Linked DNA regions of Homo sapiens: region 1 is linked to region 2. A link is an interaction called in ENCODE POLR2A ChIA-PET data of the cell type or tissue named here. Cell type or tissue: GM12878. All regions are shown on one strand. Each heading gives the region's core, and the rest is flanking DNA. Links, peaks and the distances in the headings are about the cores only. Region 1 overlaps XPR1 (xenotropic and polytropic retrovirus receptor 1). Region 2 has its middle 10 kb from the start of IER5.

Region 1 (8,442 bases), core at 79-8,078, 190 kb after region 2:
AGGATCAAAGTGAGGAGCCTGGCAAGTCCACCAGTGATGAAGCACCAGTTAGAGGCAGCAGTTGATCAAAAAAGCTGATAACCTCCTAAATTTACTCAGCAGCTCATCTACTGATAGACTCCTGAAGTTACCTTTCAGTTTAACAAATATTCCTTAGGCCCCAACTATTTACCAGGCATTAAAACATTTAGTCAATATGATTTTGTGTGACCTCCTGCTGACAGTGGAGCACCTTTGGAAAAAGGATGTCTCCTTTCCTCTGAACTGTGTTCCTATTAGGGTTGCAGGCTGGTTAAGACTAGGGCATTGCCACAGAAGGAAACCAGGCTATGTCCTCATGGACGGTCAATAGCTAGCAGCAGGCACACATCCAGCCCGGCAAGTCTTTTGACCACGGCTGCCTAGGGAGGGGCTAAAATTTCCTACGGTATCTATGAAAGTGTAGAAAAAAAGTTTAAATCCAACAGTCGACAGGAATAATATTTGAAGAACTGATGTTTCTAAATTATCTTGTGTATTTCCTTGCCAAAGGGATACAAAAGCCCTGATTAACTGAACTTTAAAAACTGTATTGGCCCATCTAGTCAGAAGACAGGCTTTGAGTAACCACAAATAAGCAAATTTGTTTACTTCAACCACACAACATAAAATATTGTGATATTTAGAATACATGATAATTTGAAATTTAGTAAAAGGGGAGAGGGTTTGGGAATTAGTATTAATATGCTTCTCCTTGGTTCTCTTCTGTTACCTGCCTGTTCTCTTGAGTTACTTGGTTTTCTCCTTAACCTAGAAACTGACCATAAGGAAGCAGAGTAGCATAGTACATGTATCGCCAAATATCATACCTTGACTTTGATTATTCACATAGGTAGAATGGAAGCCATAGGTGTGCTCTAGGTAGAGCAAGGCAGAATACTATTACTATCATTCCCATTCAGCTAAGCAATTAATATAAAATTTATTTAAATAAGGGGAAATTTTCATTTTATAAAGGTAAGCATTGGTTGAACTTTGGTGCTAATATGTTAATCAGTGACAAAGTGAGTGAATGATAAAATAGATTATAAGAACAGTTTTTGGCAATAGAAGATTCTGAAGAAACAACTCTTGACAGATCTGATACTTTTTAAAGGAAAAAAACAGAATAAGAGACTTTAATATCTGCTTGGGAAGGGGTGAAGAGTAATCTCTAACTTGAGATAGAAAATTCAGATTACCCTGAGGCAGTGATACCTAGTAAGAGGACGGTCTAGCTTTTCTGGCAGTGGTTTCAGATAAGTATGTAGTTTAGAAATAATTTTATCACCTTTCCCTTCTTGTCTCCATAAAACTAACGATAATAAAACCAACTTCAACTAAAAGTATTAAAGTAATGCCTAGCATATGATAGGATTAACACATACTCAATAAACACATATTAATTTTTAAGAATACAGGAACTCCACAATTCTTCTAAGGGAAAAGGTGGGACACTAGAAAAAGAAGTCAATCAAAAAGTATAAGCCAGGCATGGTGGTGCATGCCTGTACTCCCAGCTATTTGGGGATCACTTGTGCCCAGGAGTTTGAGGCCAGCCTGGGCAACATAGAAAAAGACCCCATCTCTTAAGAAATAAAGTATAAAATAGGTCATTATTCCCATAACCTTAAAAAATATCGACTAAAAGTTATCCATATAAAGATGCAGGTCACTAAAACTCTAAGGATTCTTCTGGATATGTCTAGGATGGATACAAGACAGAGTGGCTTCCTAGAACCACCGGGGATTGTGGACTGCTGCTCTAGTGAGGTCTTTGTCTCTTCAACAAACTGAGATGACTCATTAATCTACATATTTCTGAGATGCTACATATTTGGAAAAATATAAAATACTATAGGCATACAAATGTTGAGTATGTATTATCAAATTGTAAAAGTGGTGTTGAGTATCTAGTGATTCTTATATATTCATATCCTATCTTTGACTTTGGCCTGGAAACTCCATATTATCATATTCTGATTTAGCCTACACAGAAATATAGTAATAACAGAGTTTGTGGCACCAAAGTAAGATGAAAGGCTTTGATGCTTTAGTCAATAAATTATTTTTCCCTTTGCATTGTGGGTATATTCATCTTAGGGTCAGTTAATTTTGTAATCTTTCCTAGATATATATAAGGAATAATAATTAGTCCAGGAATTCTGCAGAAAAGTCCTATGTTCCCTCACAGGGCATGGGTATGCAGTGATAGCAGTGTCCACCTCTCCAAAATGTAATTGGACACATCATTTCACCTCATATTTGTAATATTTGAGATTCTTTGTGCGAGTAAAAGAAAGATTTGTTACAACAATCCCATTGCTTTAGAGTCACACCTCACATATTACCTGAAGATAAAAGCCATTTAAACTTCTTTTAACTTAGTAGGATAGTTTAAAAATTTCACCACTGTAGTCTGTTTGCCCTAACCCCATATGAAAATTAGTCCTAAGGGGAACTATGTTCAGGAATTCAAGAAACCAAGAGAGAAAAACAGTCACACAAACCATTCACCAGTGACAAAGGAGTCAGCAAACTGTTGGAAAACAGAGAGAAATTGTAATAATGAAAAAAGGACAGAGTTTAGTGACCAATCACTTATTTTCTTTAAAAACACATAACCACATTAACTTTTTGCTTTATACAACCATCTAGAAACTATAAAACAGTACCACATTGTGCATTTAACCTACTTATCAAGAAGGGAACTTCATAAGTCATAAGAATTCTACCCATATAGGAAGGAAAAAGGAGACAGCTAATAGCATAGTCACAGATACAACATGAGTCCAAGCAAGCATCAATTCTTCGACATCACCTTTTCCATTTACCAGAGTGGAGACTGAGAAAGAGAGTGAGGGAGAAAAAAGAGGGAAGGAAGCACCCACAGAGGACTAATCACAATCCATAGTTACTTTTGACAACTATAGCTCAGGGTTTCATAGAATAGTATCATTTGACCAACACAGTGTGGTGGAGGGAGAGGGGTGAAGGAAACACAAATAGAAGGAGAGAGTTTGAACAGAAAAATACAATTTTCCCCCTATTCCCCTCCTAAATACTCTTCATTGATACAAGCTTCTGTGCTAATCCAGAAAATGGCAAGAAATTAATCTTCACAACGTGATTAAGAGTTCTGTTCTTTTTGTAATTGAAATGTGAGTGGCTCACAATTTTACAATTCAAAATAACGTCATGAACAATGACCCTTTAGGGATTTTCCACAATCTTTCCCTCCAATTCCCACCATGCTGGTGTTGCTACAGGGCAATCAGGGAAGTGCAGGTAGGGACTTCAGAGATAATGATCAAGGGATAGTGAGATGGAAGCCTGGCTCTTTCTTAGAAGTCCACAACTTTCTAGAAGTACTGCAGTCTTTCCCTCTGATTTGTGGTGGCACAGAGGAAAGGGCATAGGAAGAACTAAGGTAATATGGTGGAAGTTTAGTCAAGTAACTGGTTTGAAGGTATACGAGACTGTGTACTTAGTAGATATACTGAATCCAAGGCAAACAATAGGTTATTTGATTGTCCTCCTTAGGTTGATGGCACCATACAAAAAACTGAGGGTGGCTTTGATTTGACGATAAAATAAACCAAAGGTTTGCTACAAGGAAACATACTTCAGTTGCAAAGTTGTATAATGATTCTCCTCACTTTAAGGGAAACTCTCATCTTGTTCTCACTTCCTCTTCCACCATAAATAAGCAAACATATTCTGGAAGGCTGTTTTCTAGGGGCAACTCAGTATCAGTTTTGATAATTCATACAAGAAAGGCATCATGAGCCATGCCAATCAACAGGCTCCTCTCTGTTCTCAGGCAAACTTCCTGTATGGACTACCTTAGGCTCTTCCAAACCTAATGAGATGTTTTTACTTTTTCATATTTGGAGAGTATGCTGGTTAGATCATTGGTTTGTAACACCAACCAGTGCAAATTTCTCATGCTATCATATAATCAACTCTGTCCCACATTACCATGTGCTCTAACATTGTATAGACTTAAAATACAATGCAGAAAGTTGAGAGTTTGTAGGATTTACTATCAAGACTGACTTCTGAAATGCAGAAACGTATGTGTTTGCATTTAGAAAACCTTTAACACTCCTTGTCTTAGCTAATGATCACAAGCAAGAAAAATTTAGATCACTCAGAAAAAGAATATGAACAAAGCTGATAAATTGGATTTATTCTTCTTTACCTAACTTTTGCAGAAGTTCTACCAAAGCTTCAATTGTCTTCACCTGGTCACTAGAGACCGTATCTGTAATGACACTGAATTCCTATTAGATTTGAGAAAAGTGTGGTGATTTTGTAGTTGAGAGAGCTACAAATTCAACTTTCTTTTTTTCTCTCAGAAGCTATCTCAATTTTAAAAACTCAAATGTTATACAGTAAGAGGTACTTGTTTTTTGAGAGGAAAATTTCATGTAAACCATTAAAAGAAAACAATAATGACCTGAAATCTGCTTACCAGATTTGTATCCCACATTTTAAAACAATGCCACAGATAGGGTTATTTTCTTAATTATTTTCCTTAGAATAAGAAATTTTTGTGGTCACTGCTTAGAAAACTGCATTTGGGAATAAATAATTATTTCCTGAATAATGCAAAGTAATGGGGAAAAGATGATAGGAAAATAAAGGCAGGTCTTTCCCAGCAATTTAATAACCACTAAGCGGACAGATGGAGGCATCACCTTCGCGTCATCAGGCTCACGTACTTTCCTAACTGCCTTGCTGCGGCTTACTGCCAACGTCCAACATCTTCTTGCTCTTCTCTGCTATCTCCAAAGTTATTTCACTTATCTTCAATGAATGTCTGTTAATCTGATACCTGCATGACTCAATACTACTTTACTTTTTTCTGTTCTTACCTTGCCGTAGTTCACCTATCCAGAAATGGATGATCTGCTTTCTCTAGTTACTGTGAATGTACTTTGGTCAAAGCATGGTGGAAAGATAATATACATCAACACGTTACTTCTGGTAAAGAGCTCAGTTAAAGTCACAGAACTCTCATGTTTAGAATATCAGGAAGTCAGGGATCCTAGGGGCTGGGGCCCATTTTCCTTCTTTAAACGGTTTTTATAAGTTACTACTGAGGTGAATGGTGTTCTCCCACACCTTTGCTTCTGACGGAAGTTAAGCAGCTTGCCTAAGGAGCCTAATGGTAGAGTGCTGAAAAAAAGTTGCACATGGGTTTTTGACTACTTTCCAATCTTACAAATGACCATCATAACCTAATGATTTAATCTTTGATTTCATTGTTTCTCTGTATGCTATGAAATCACCAATTACGCCACTGTAATGGTATAGGCAGCCTTAAATATAGGCACTCATTTGTGCATAGACAGTAAACCACTCTTGTCTTTTAATTTCTCTACACACATCAATGCTTTCTATACTACCATAAAATGAAAAATGAGTTTTATTCATTTATTTAGACTTCCTCTTCATTCCTTTGAGGACTATTTTAATTGATATTAAAAACTGAGTGATTCTCCAAAATAAAACTAGAATTTCTAAACCTAAAATCAAATGAAGTTTGTATTTGGTTAGGTTGCTGCTCCTTTAAAATGAGTCTGTGATTTTTTTTGTTTGTTTTTGAGATGGAGTCTTGCTCTGTTGCCCAGGCAGTGGCAGTGGAGTGCAGTGGCATGATCTAGTCTCACTGCAACCTCTGCTTCCCAGGTTTAAGCAATTCTCCTGCCTCAGTCTCCTGAGTAGCTGGGATTACAGGCATGCGCCACCACGCCCAGCTAATTTTTGTATTTTTAGTAGAGACGGGGTTTCACCATGTTGGTCAGGCTGGTCTCGAACTCCTGAGCTCGTGATCTGCCCACCTTGGCCTCCCAAAGTGCTGGGATTACAGACGTGAGCCACTGCGCCCAGCTGATGTTCATTTTTAAGAATTCTATTGAGAGTTTCAGTGTATGGGAGCCTCCAATCAAATTGTAAGGTGGACACAACATTCGCAACTGCTAGGGCATATAAAATTTAGGAGAGGAAAGTGCACATTGCCTTTTTTGAAAGAAAAAAATTAAATGTATGCTTTGTCTCCCAAGCTCTCTTGATGAGGAAAAGTCCTCTTTTCTCTTTACAGCTTTAAGAGGAACATAAAGCTGTGTACTTAAATACACATTTAAACTTCTGTCACATAGCAAGCTGAAAGTTACATAAGCCTTATTTTTGAATAGACTATGCCAATCCGACAAACACTTCAGAAAAGGATTACATCTATCATTGCATCATATGTGAAAGAATAAGACCGATTAGGGCCTAGAACTGTAACAGTTGAAGAAAGACTAAACTGGCCATAGGATACATTAATGTAAAAACACTGGGGAATTCAAACAGCAGAAGTCAACTGTAAGATTTTATGTGTGCCATCATAGAGATTCACTAATAAAGAATAAAGTTAATAATTCAAATGTCTCTGGATACACATTAGTACCACCAATTTTATTTATATAAGAAATGCCTGGTCCACTGGACTTTTCAATTTAACTCAGTAATAATTACTGCTGTTTCTTGACAGACCAGTGATATTTCCCCCATAGTTTTAAAGTACAAAAAACAGAATAGTTAGGGGAAAAAAATCTCAAGTATAAATAATGCAACCTTTAACCTACCAAGGGTCACTAAATTGTTAACACTGATTATTATAAATGATTCAATTTATTTAAACTAAAAAGCATTAATTAAACATTTCCTCTTCCATTTGGGCCAAGGGACATGCTTAACAAAACACAAAAAAGCAATAGAAGCACAAAGTTGTATGATTTTTTCAGAAAACAAAACAAAACAAAAAAACCTCGATTCAAAAAGGGAACACATTTTGGAAGCTAGTCAGAATAAAGATGGAAGAAACTACTTTAAAAAGAAACTATTTGTCAGTTAATTGATAAAAATTTTCTAGTAACAGTAACTTTTACTGGAGTTACGACAGGGATGGGTCAAGACTTGTAATACATGGTGGAAGTGCTGATGATAGGAGTGTATTAAAGGGCAGTAACCGAATGTTTTGACTAAGCGAATGGTAATAGCTGCCCTTCCACTTATTTGTTCCTTTGTTTATAATTAAGCTGAAAATTATAGGACTAAATTTACTTTCATGAATCTGCTGGTATTGACTTTGAAATTTTCATTTGGGTCTGGGGGTTATTAAAACACATTTTACCATGTCCTGGAATTTATATTAATTTTGTTAGATAATGAAATGCTAAATTTAATGCCAACCATATTCAATAAAGTAATATCTCTTATGGTTTTCAGGCTTATTTGGATGACTAAGGAACAAAGGGAAGAAATGAGACAAAGAAGTGACAATGGGCACTGTGGACAGATCATAATAGTCTATAATTTCTAAGCAGTGTACTTTTCATGTATGACCAAGTAAAGATCCCTAAAATTTTAAAACAGGTTTTCTATGGGATGGCATGAAATCCAATGTTCATCCTTTAAAACTGCTGGGAGAAATGGCTGCCAAGGTCTTTTGTATCAACATAATATGAATGAGGAAGTATAATTTGTTCCATGTGCTCAAAAATATAGTTTCCCCATGACAGACTTTTAATTTGATCAAATTCTGGCTAAAGTGGTTGAACCCAGAAGAAAAACTATCTAGTGAGGGCACACAGAGCCTCTGAAATAGCTCTGTCTTCTGATTCAGAGCTAGTAAAGGTCACGCTACAGGGACCATACATGTGGATGCATAATAAGGCATAGCTTCAGCTGTTAAGGTTGAAATATGGGCCAGTGTATTCCACATCTGTTCCTTAAAAAGTTAAAAAAATTATCAGAACCTCTTCCATGAAATTCAGCCGGTGGTGTGAAGTGTGGGATTCCTTGTTATGAGAGATATGCTCAGGACTCTAAAGCAGCAGCAACTTAAGAAGTTAGCAATGAAACTTTGGCTTAAAATAAAAACAAAGAAAAGAAAAGGTCAAACTGGTGCAAGTTGTCTCCTGAAAGAGGTATGTGGGACTGACCCTCATAAATGTCATCCAACGTAAGTTTCCCCTGCCTTCTTTTACTGTTATCACCTTCATTGCACAGGAGTTATATCATTCTGTATGGTTAAGTTTCATAAATAATGAGAAAACTATGTGTAACAAATACATCATATTTCCCACCCACCCAGCAACCCTTCCCAAAATAAGAAAAGTTACATCAAATTAAAAAGTAGCTTCATGAATGAAGGTACTGCTTTAAGTTGCACTTTTCCTGCAAGTGCGGCCAGTGCCTTTGCGCTGGGTATGAAGGAAAGAAAAAAATTCTCCACATAAACTGACAAAAAATTTAAAAACCAATGTCCGGTTTCAACCAGTCAAAACCGGGCTGAGCGGAAGCCGAGATATCTCAGTACCGTCCCATCAGAGGGTCCTTGCAATGCCTGTTCTTCATCCTGATAGGTAT
Region 2 (8,442 bases), core at 52-8,051:
AGGCGTGCGCCACCACACCTGGTTAATTTTTTTGTATTTTTAGTAGAGATAGGGTTTCACCATGTTGGCCAAGCTGGTCTTGAATTCCCGACCTCAAGTGATCTGCCTGCCTTAGCCTCCCAAAATGCTAGGATTACAGGCGTGAGCCACTGCACCGGCCACTAGAGAACCTTAAATTGTTTTTATGATCAACTTTTTCAGATTCTGTCTCCTTTAAGACTCCTAAGGAAAACAGATTCTTCAATAAGGGTAGAGCAATCAAACTCATTAAAATGAGCCTAGGATCCTATCAAGCTGCAGAATGAGAAAACACCACCATATAAAACCCTAGACCTGTGCTGTTCACTACATTGGCTACTAGCCACATGTGGCTAGTGAGCACATGAAATGTGTTAAGTACAACTGAGGAACTGCATTTTACGTTTTATGTAATTTTAATCCATTTAAATTTAAAAATTGAAGCAGAATACGTGTTCCCTGAAACCCAATCTTATTGTGTCATGTTTTTGAATTTTGAAAATCTAGCATCTCAGTTGATATGTGCTGTAACCGTAAAATACACAGCAGGTTTCAAAGACATAGGATGAAAAAGAGAATGTAAAATATCTCATTTGTATTTTTATAATGGCTATATGTTGAAATTATATAATTTAGATATATTGGGTTAAATAAAATAGATTATTAATATTAATTTAATCTGTTTATAAAATTTTACATATGTGGCTCAAATTATATTTCTATTGGACAATACTGCCCTGGGGACAATAAGGGGAGAGGGAGGTGTAGACATATAAATATGCATGAGCATATTGTGGGCAATTAACAAATGTCCTTGATTGGGGAAGAGGGAAAGGACAGAAAAGATAAATTTTAAAAGAAATGAAACATAAAACACTTAGATAGTTGTAGAGTTAAGGAGAAAATCAAAGAAAAATGTAAACAACAGAACTAATTGGCCAGAAGAAAGTTCTTTCTAAACAGACAACCACAAGTTCGAGGAGCACAGTTCTCCTTATTTGAATGCCATGACATAGAAATTATCACAATATTAGTTTTTAATTCAAAATATAAACATGAAAACTTAAATTTCAGAGGAGTATTTACATGGATAACATCAATCCCCTGGGTTGTTAGGGTGCATTTATTCCTTTCAATTCTGATGTCTTTCTAGAAGTTGCAGGACCATTTGTTTTTAATGTGCCATTTTCCTGCACAAAAACCCTCAGTGGCTTCCCATGACCTTTTATGGCAAAAATCCAATTCTCTGGCGTGGTCTCCAGAGTACTACACAATACATTGTCAAAGACAAACAACCGAGAGTGGTGCATAGAGCTGGGGCTCATTGGGTGTCCTGGCAGCTCTTACCAGCTGTGTGTCAGCAAATTTGAAGGTGGTCCTTTTCTCATAAAACTGGGGAGTTGGACTAAATCAGTAGACCTCAAACTAAGGCTGTACGTTAGAATCACCTGGGGAACTTTTAAACTTCCAGACACCCAGGCCTCACCCAGATCAGTTAAATCAGTCTCTGGGGTGAAACCCAGCACTGAAATTTTTAAAAGCTCCGTGAGTAATTACAACGTGCATCCACATTTGAGAACTGGTGTCCTAGCTGATTGTTTTAGAATCATTTTAGGTCCAAAATTCTATGATTCTATGAACCTAGGCTAATCTTTCCAACCTTTCTACTATCCTGAACAACATAAATGCCCTCTTTCTCAGCTAGACAGATCTAATCAAAAGTATATATCTTGGCCGAGTGCGGTGGCTCAGACCTGTAATCCCAGCACTTTGGGAGGCTGAGGCGGGTGGATCACCTGAGCTCAGGAGTTCGAGACCAGCCTGACCAACATGGTGAAACCCTGTCTCTACTAAAAATACAAAAATTAGCTAGGCGTGGTGGTGCGTGCCTGTAATCCCAGCTGCTCCAGAAGCAAATCGCTTGAACCCAGGAGGCAGAGGTTGCAGTAAGCCCAGATCACGCCATTGCACTCCAGCTTGGGCAACAAGAGCGACACTCTGTCTCAAAAAAAGAAAAAAAAAAGTATATATCTCATCTAGTTTCTTAAAGAAGAAATCATCTTCCCTCCCGCCCAAATTCTGCACATCACTTCCTCCAGGAAGTCTTCTGTGCCCATTGATGCTTATTGTGTGCTCACACACACACTCTCTCTCTCATAATCCAACAGTTGTTTGTTACTTAAAACCACAGTAGCACTCACTATCTTGTGGTATCCCTTATATTTCTGTTTTGTATTATATTTTGTTTACTCATATTACTTAACTTTTATGTGGATATAGTTCTCATTTCCAAATAGCATTAAGTGCTCGGAGACAGCACTTTGGGAGGCCAAGGCGGGCAGATCACCTGAGGTCAGGAGTTCAAGGCCAGCCTGGCCAACGTGGTGAAACCCCGTCTCTACTAAAATTACAAAAATTAGCCGGGTGTGGTGACACATGCTGGTAATCCCAGCTACTCACTCGGGAGGCTGAGGCACAAGAATCGTTTGAACTGGAGAGGTGGGGTCAAGATCACACCACTGCACTCCAGCCTGGGCTACAGAGCAAGACTCTGTCTCGAAAAATAAATAAAAAAAGTGCTGGGAGATGCTCCATTACACTTTTTTGCATCCTGCGCTCCCTGTAACCAGCACCCTGAATATTGCTATGTTTGTATCAGGGGATGAATGACTATTGAATAAATGGATTAATTAATGGGTTCCTAAAATTTGAGGCCAGAATATTTAAACGCAGCCAACTAGAGGATAAAAAAGGTACTTGACATAAATTATTCTAGTGGTAGATTAACCAAATATTACTGCAAATACATTTTATCTTAGCCTAGCTCGTAATTTTTCATGATTCTACATTATACCATTTCCCTATAAAAGCTATTTTTCACAAAAAATAAGTTGATTTTAAACAGTTTCCTTTTCCTGCCATGGTGTTTACAAATGTGTGATTTTTATCACTGAGCTAATTGCTTGCCCACTCTGTTCTGATTAAACGTTTATTGTGGATTACTGATGCACTGAAAACCTTGCAGGGTATCAGCAGCTCATTTAGGGACCACCTATATATTTCTTTCAGCCAATAAGAAAATCTTGCCCCCTTCCCCCTCCTCCTATTCTAACTGTAGTGGCTAATAGAACATATTCTAATTCATTAGTCAAGTTCACTTTAGATCAACACAGCTGATCTAAATTCTAACATGAATGTTCATTCAATTCAAAAACCCTAAATCACTAACCCATCGTATGCTCATTTTGACTAAGCAAATTCTGAGTAAGTATTTATACAAACACATCCTCCAGTGCAAAAGGAAGTTTCAGATCTGCTGGCTAACCAGGAGCTAGTGTGTGGCGGATTAGTAGATTTGTGTTTATAAGGCAGTCTGAGCTCTTTTGAGGAAAAATGTAAAATAGGCATTCTCTCATATCCTTCCCTTTATCATTATCACTTACATAGTTCTCTGAGCCCAACTCCTCTATTAATAAGAGATCATTCCATTTGGAGTTTCCTGAAAATGCTGAAAGATCATTGTATTAAAAAAAAATGTAGCTGGGCACAGTGGCTCATACCTGTATTCCCAGCTATTTGGGAGGCTGAGGCAGGAGAATTGCTTGAACCTGGAAGGCAGAGGTTGCAGTGAGCGGAGATCGCACCACTGTACTCCAGCCTGGGCAACAAGGGTGAAATTCCGTCTCAAAAAAAAAAAATGTCAAGTAGGATTAGCCATGCTTCCACATGAGCATTGGTCTAGGAAGAAAACCAAGTAGTTATAAAGTGATTGGTGGTGTTGCCCTATTAAGAAGCATAAGATTTTGGCCTGTGCGGTGGCTTACACCTATAATCCCAGCACTTTGGGAGGCCAAGGCAGGCACATCACTTGAGCCCAGGAGTTTGAGATCAGCCTGGCCAACATGGTGAAACCCCGTCTCTACTAAAAATACAAAACTTAGCCGGGTGTGGTGGCGCATGCCTGTAATCCCAGTTACTCTGGAGGCTGAGTCACAAGAATTGCTTGAACCTGGGAGGCAGAGGTTTCAGTGAGCCCAGATCACATCACTACACTCCAGCCTGGGCAACAGAGCGAGACCCTGTCTCAAAAAAAAAGAAGCATAAGATTTGGGTTCCCGGTCTTTGCCCCTTCCCACCCATTTCCTTCAGGGGCTCACCTAACTCTTGGAAAGTCTTAGAATCACATGGGGGCCTCTGAGGTCACAGTCCCGAGTAGCTTTTTCTTAGTCTGGGACTTTTTCTGTTTGATTTTGAACTTGTCTGTGCTGTGATGGGGTGAGTGTGTGTCATGGTGAATTATCCCGTTAGTGTGCCTGGCTAGAATTGTTTTCATGTGTGTCAGTGGGGTGTTGGCGGGGCTTGGGGATCTGCTTAGTCAGTTTGGCTGCGGTGGTTTGATCAGAATGGACGGCAAAACCCCTGGTGTTTCATTTCTGTTATGAAGGGTTTTTGCTTGGCTGTTTTTGTTTTGTTTTTGAGGTTATAAATGATTTTTAAACTATTTTGATTGGCTTCTTGGACAATATTATGTTTGTTTATGTCTTTCCATTGGATAGAAGAATGAATTTTGTTTTTTTTTTAATTAGTTTGGGTGCCTGTGCCTGAAAAGGACAAGGAGTCCTCTTTTCCCCTCCCTTCTCACAGATGCAAGAGTGAAATAGAGTGAAGGCAAGGGCACTGCTCTGCTCTTTTTCTTGCCCCCCCATGGAAGGGTTTGACAAACAATTAACAACCCTCCCAACTCTGCTGCTGTTTCCCAAAATAGCAGCTCCTTTGCTGCCATGGTAGATGGAGGCCTTCAGGGGAGGAAGACACAAAAGTGCCCTCTTTATGAAGCCTGAACGTCTGTGAGATCTTGAAGGCAGAGGGGGAAGCCCAGGGGATTAAATTAGCAGGCAGCCCAACCTCCACCTGGAAGGGAAATAGATAATAGGCTTTAAAGACAGGAAACAGCTTGTGCTCCAAAATAATAATTTCCAAAAGCAACACATGATGGATCCTGAGAGAGTTTTCTTTCCCCTGACTTCATAATTTTGAAGCGAAATCGTCCTTTAAGATGTCGCTCAGCAAGTGAGTCAGATCTTCGGTATTCCTGCAATTCTGCTTCACCTTGCCCCCATATTTGGAAGGACTGTTGCAGCCAGCCCTTCTATAAGCCTGATTCTCAGTTACAGAAATTGCTCAGCATCAGGTCTTGAAGAGATCTGGTTAGAACCAAGACTGCTGCTGCAGCCGCCTCTCCTTCATTGTCGGCTTTGTCCTTCCTCCCTGTTTCCTTCTCTCCTTTTTCTGCTCTCCTCGCCTGCCACTTTTACTTCTTCCTCTTCATTGTCTATGAAAGACTCCCTCTCACACTCCTCCTTGTCAACTGGTACTGCCAGCCCAGGCTCTGTGGGTCCTGAAATGTCTCCTATCATGACTGGGGATGTGGATGGGAAGGGAAAGCACACAATGAGCTGAACGAGGGGAACAGACCCACAGCACGCCTTTGAGAAGGTCCAGAGCCGCAGGTGAAGAAGGACCATGGAGAAATGGAAGGACCAAACCGTGCCCCCAAAGTATCAACAGATTATACATATCAAATTGGAATCTGGATTTTGCTGTTTCTAAATTTCCTTGCAATATACCTAAAGGGAATTAAAGCAGCCATCAACAACAACAACAAAAAGAAATCTGTTTTATGAATGAATCCACAATCAGCCTCAGCTGCTCAAAACTACGATCTTGATTCCTTAGCATTGTGTGCATACCTCTACTCTAGCAATGACATTCTAGTTCCTACGTGAATCATACAACTGTGTCTTGATCATACAACTGTGTCCCTCTGGACTGGGACTTCCCTGGGGGCAGAGGGCAGGTCTTGCCCTGTGTGTATCCTCAGTGCCTAGCATAGTACTTGGTCCAAAGGAAGCACTGAAGTTGGAAGGGCCCTTTAAAGTGTTGGGGTGAGTGGATGGATGAACGGATGGAGAAATTAGATAGAGGAGGAAGACATTTGGAATACTCATAAATCATCTCCTTTTCACCCAATAGCCAGAAAAGGAAGTATAAAATTGGCAAGCTTTCTTCTGACAGGTAGGCAAAATGGAGAAATCCTGTTAACTTTGATGTTCCAACAGGACTTGCTCCTCGTATCTCCTCTTCAGCACCTAGCGCAATAGATGGCATGCACAGGGTTACTCTCAGTGCACATTTGTTGAATTAATGATTTAGAGAAGAAAACCAGCTATTGTCCCTTCAGAAGGAGGTTTCCAGAAAAGGGAATGGAGGAGCTCTGTATAGTGATGCAAATATAAAACGTTTTACGACATTGTCTTTCCCAGTCTTGACTCTGAAACATCTTAAAGAAGAAAAAAACCTCATGAAGAGAAGAGATATTTTTGGAGACCTTGGAAGGGCTCTTAAAATAAGGAGAGAGGAATAGAAATATATATGTGGTGTGATATTTCCAAAAGATCCTCCTTTAAAAGTGTCTGTGGCTGACTCAACTGTTAGACGTTTGGATCCAGAGATGCTTACCTTCTTTTTACTTTGGCAAGGACTCTGCATGATACATGGATATTAAGTAGGGAGGAAGGTCAGCAACGAACAGTTGGCAAAATAGAAGCCCAGCGAACATGGCTTCTGCTCTGACCCAGAGCAGGGTCAGGGAAAGGCTGTGTGAATCCACGAAGGAATGAGGTGATGCTAAGGAAATGCATGATTGTGCAGGTATATAACCAACATTCAGTGTAATGACACAAGAACTCAATCTGGGATGTGCCACTCAGCTAGCTTTAAGATTATTCATTTACCCAACCTGCCCCCTACACAAGTCAAGCCCAGAAAAAAAAAAAAAAAAATGTGTATGGGAGCTGAGATTTACATAGGCCAGGAGCCGTACCAAGTTTTGAACGCAGAAATTTGCCTGGGAGGTATTAGAAAGGACAGTTAATTGGTTGGCTCCTGAATGTGTTAATCCTGAGCAAAGCTGTGTCAGTACCTCATTAGCACATTAATTCTACAGACTATTCTTTGTAGTTCTGTGTCACTTAATATCCTGAGCATTTCTGGAGGTTTTTGTTTTTTGTTTTTTGTTTACAAAATCAGGTTGTATTGCAAACTGAGAGTCTTGGTTCAAAAGTCCTTCTTCAGGAACATTTTAGATTAAGAAAAGATAAGGTTGTAAATATATGTCTGAAATACTGAGCTTGGTTCTTTCTTTTCTGTTCAGAAAACCTGTGGCTGGTCTGGGTATTGTCATGGTTCCTCATCTCTTCTGGAAGCACACAATGAGAGGTGAGCAGCATTCCAACCCTGCCAGCTGTGCCAGAAATGGCATCCAGGGACGCTGAAGGATGCCGTGTCCTCATCTCCACACACCCATACCCTCTCTCTCAAAGGAGAAGGGGGTGCTCACAGTTCTCTTTTCTTTTCTTTTTTGAGACAGTGTCTTACTCTGTTGCCCAGTTGGAGTGCAGTGGCACGATCATAGCTCACTGCAGCCTCGACCTCTCTGGCTCAAATGATCCTCTGCCTCAGCCTCCTGGGTAGCTGAGACACAGGCATGTGCTACCATGCCTGGCTAATTAAAAAAAAAAATTCTGGAGGCAGGAGTCTGTGTTCCCTATGCTGGTCTTGAAATCCTGGGCTCAAGGGATCCTCCTGCTTCAGCCTCCCAATGTGCTGGGATTACAGGTGTGAGCAACTGGGCTGGTCTGCTCACTGTTAAGATACCGTCTTTACTCCAAAGTGATCTGCCAGTTCTTCAGTTGGAGCTCATTACCTCCATGGATTTTTCCATGTACCTTATTGTATTAGTCCATTCTCGCATTGCTATAAAGAACTACCTGAGACTTGGTAATTTATAAAGAAAAGAGGTTTAATTGACTCATTTCCACAGGCTGTACAGGAAGCATGGCTGGGGAGTCCTCAGGAAACTTATAATCATGGCGGAAGGTGAAGGGGAAGCAGGCATGTCTTACATGGCTAGAGAAGGAGGAAGAAAGAGCAGAGGGAGGAGCTACACACTTTTAAACAACCAGATCTTTTTTTCTTTTGAGACAGAGTCTGGCTCTGTCGCCCAGGCTGGAGTGCAGTGATGCCATTTTGGCTCACTGCAACCTCTGCCTCCTGGGTTCAAGTGATTCTCATGCCTCAGCCTCCTGAGTAGCTGGGACTACAGGCATGTGCCACCATGGCCGGCTAATTTTTATATTTTTGGTAGAGATGGGGTTTCACCATGTTGGCCAGGCTGGTCTTGAACTCCTGGCCTTAAGCGATCCACCTGCCTCAACTTCCCAAAGTGCTAGGATTACAGGCATTAGCCACCACGCTTGTCCTAAACAACCAGATCTTGTGAGTTGAGAACTCACTATCATGAGAACAGTAAGGGGGAAATCATCCGCCATGATCCAGTCACCTCCCACCAGGCCCCTCCTCCAA

Evidence for each region. ChIA-PET counts read pairs that join two places held together with the same protein. Peaks named below come from ENCODE experiments on the same cell type or tissue, not always from the same donor. Only the 100,000 strongest peaks of a DNase experiment are listed, where the experiment ranks them.
Region 1: POLR2A ChIA-PET joins it to region 2 with 6 read pairs; 6 of 35 experiments call an interaction of 5 or more read pairs at or near these places.

Annotation. Positions count from the first base shown.
Region 1 is chr1:180,884,368-180,892,809 of GRCh38, reverse strand. XPR1 (xenotropic and polytropic retrovirus receptor 1) reads right to left here. Exons shown (of 15, transcript NM_004736.4): 15 at 2,531-8,442. Among named protein-coding and RNA genes, the nearest start is that of LINC02816, 18 kb to the left of the region's middle. In GM12878, for the core only: no CTCF peak of the experiment used is centred there; a DNase peak (open chromatin) is centred at 3,719; H3K27ac peaks cover 673 bases.
Region 2 is chr1:181,074,431-181,082,872 of GRCh38, reverse strand. No RefSeq gene overlaps it. Among named protein-coding and RNA genes, the nearest start is that of IER5, 10 kb to the left of the region's middle. RefSeq lists a silencer at 3,262-3,321 and enhancers at 4,331-4,864, 4,865-5,399. In GM12878, for the core only: no CTCF peak of the experiment used is centred there; no DNase peak of the experiment used is centred there; H3K27ac peaks cover 673 bases.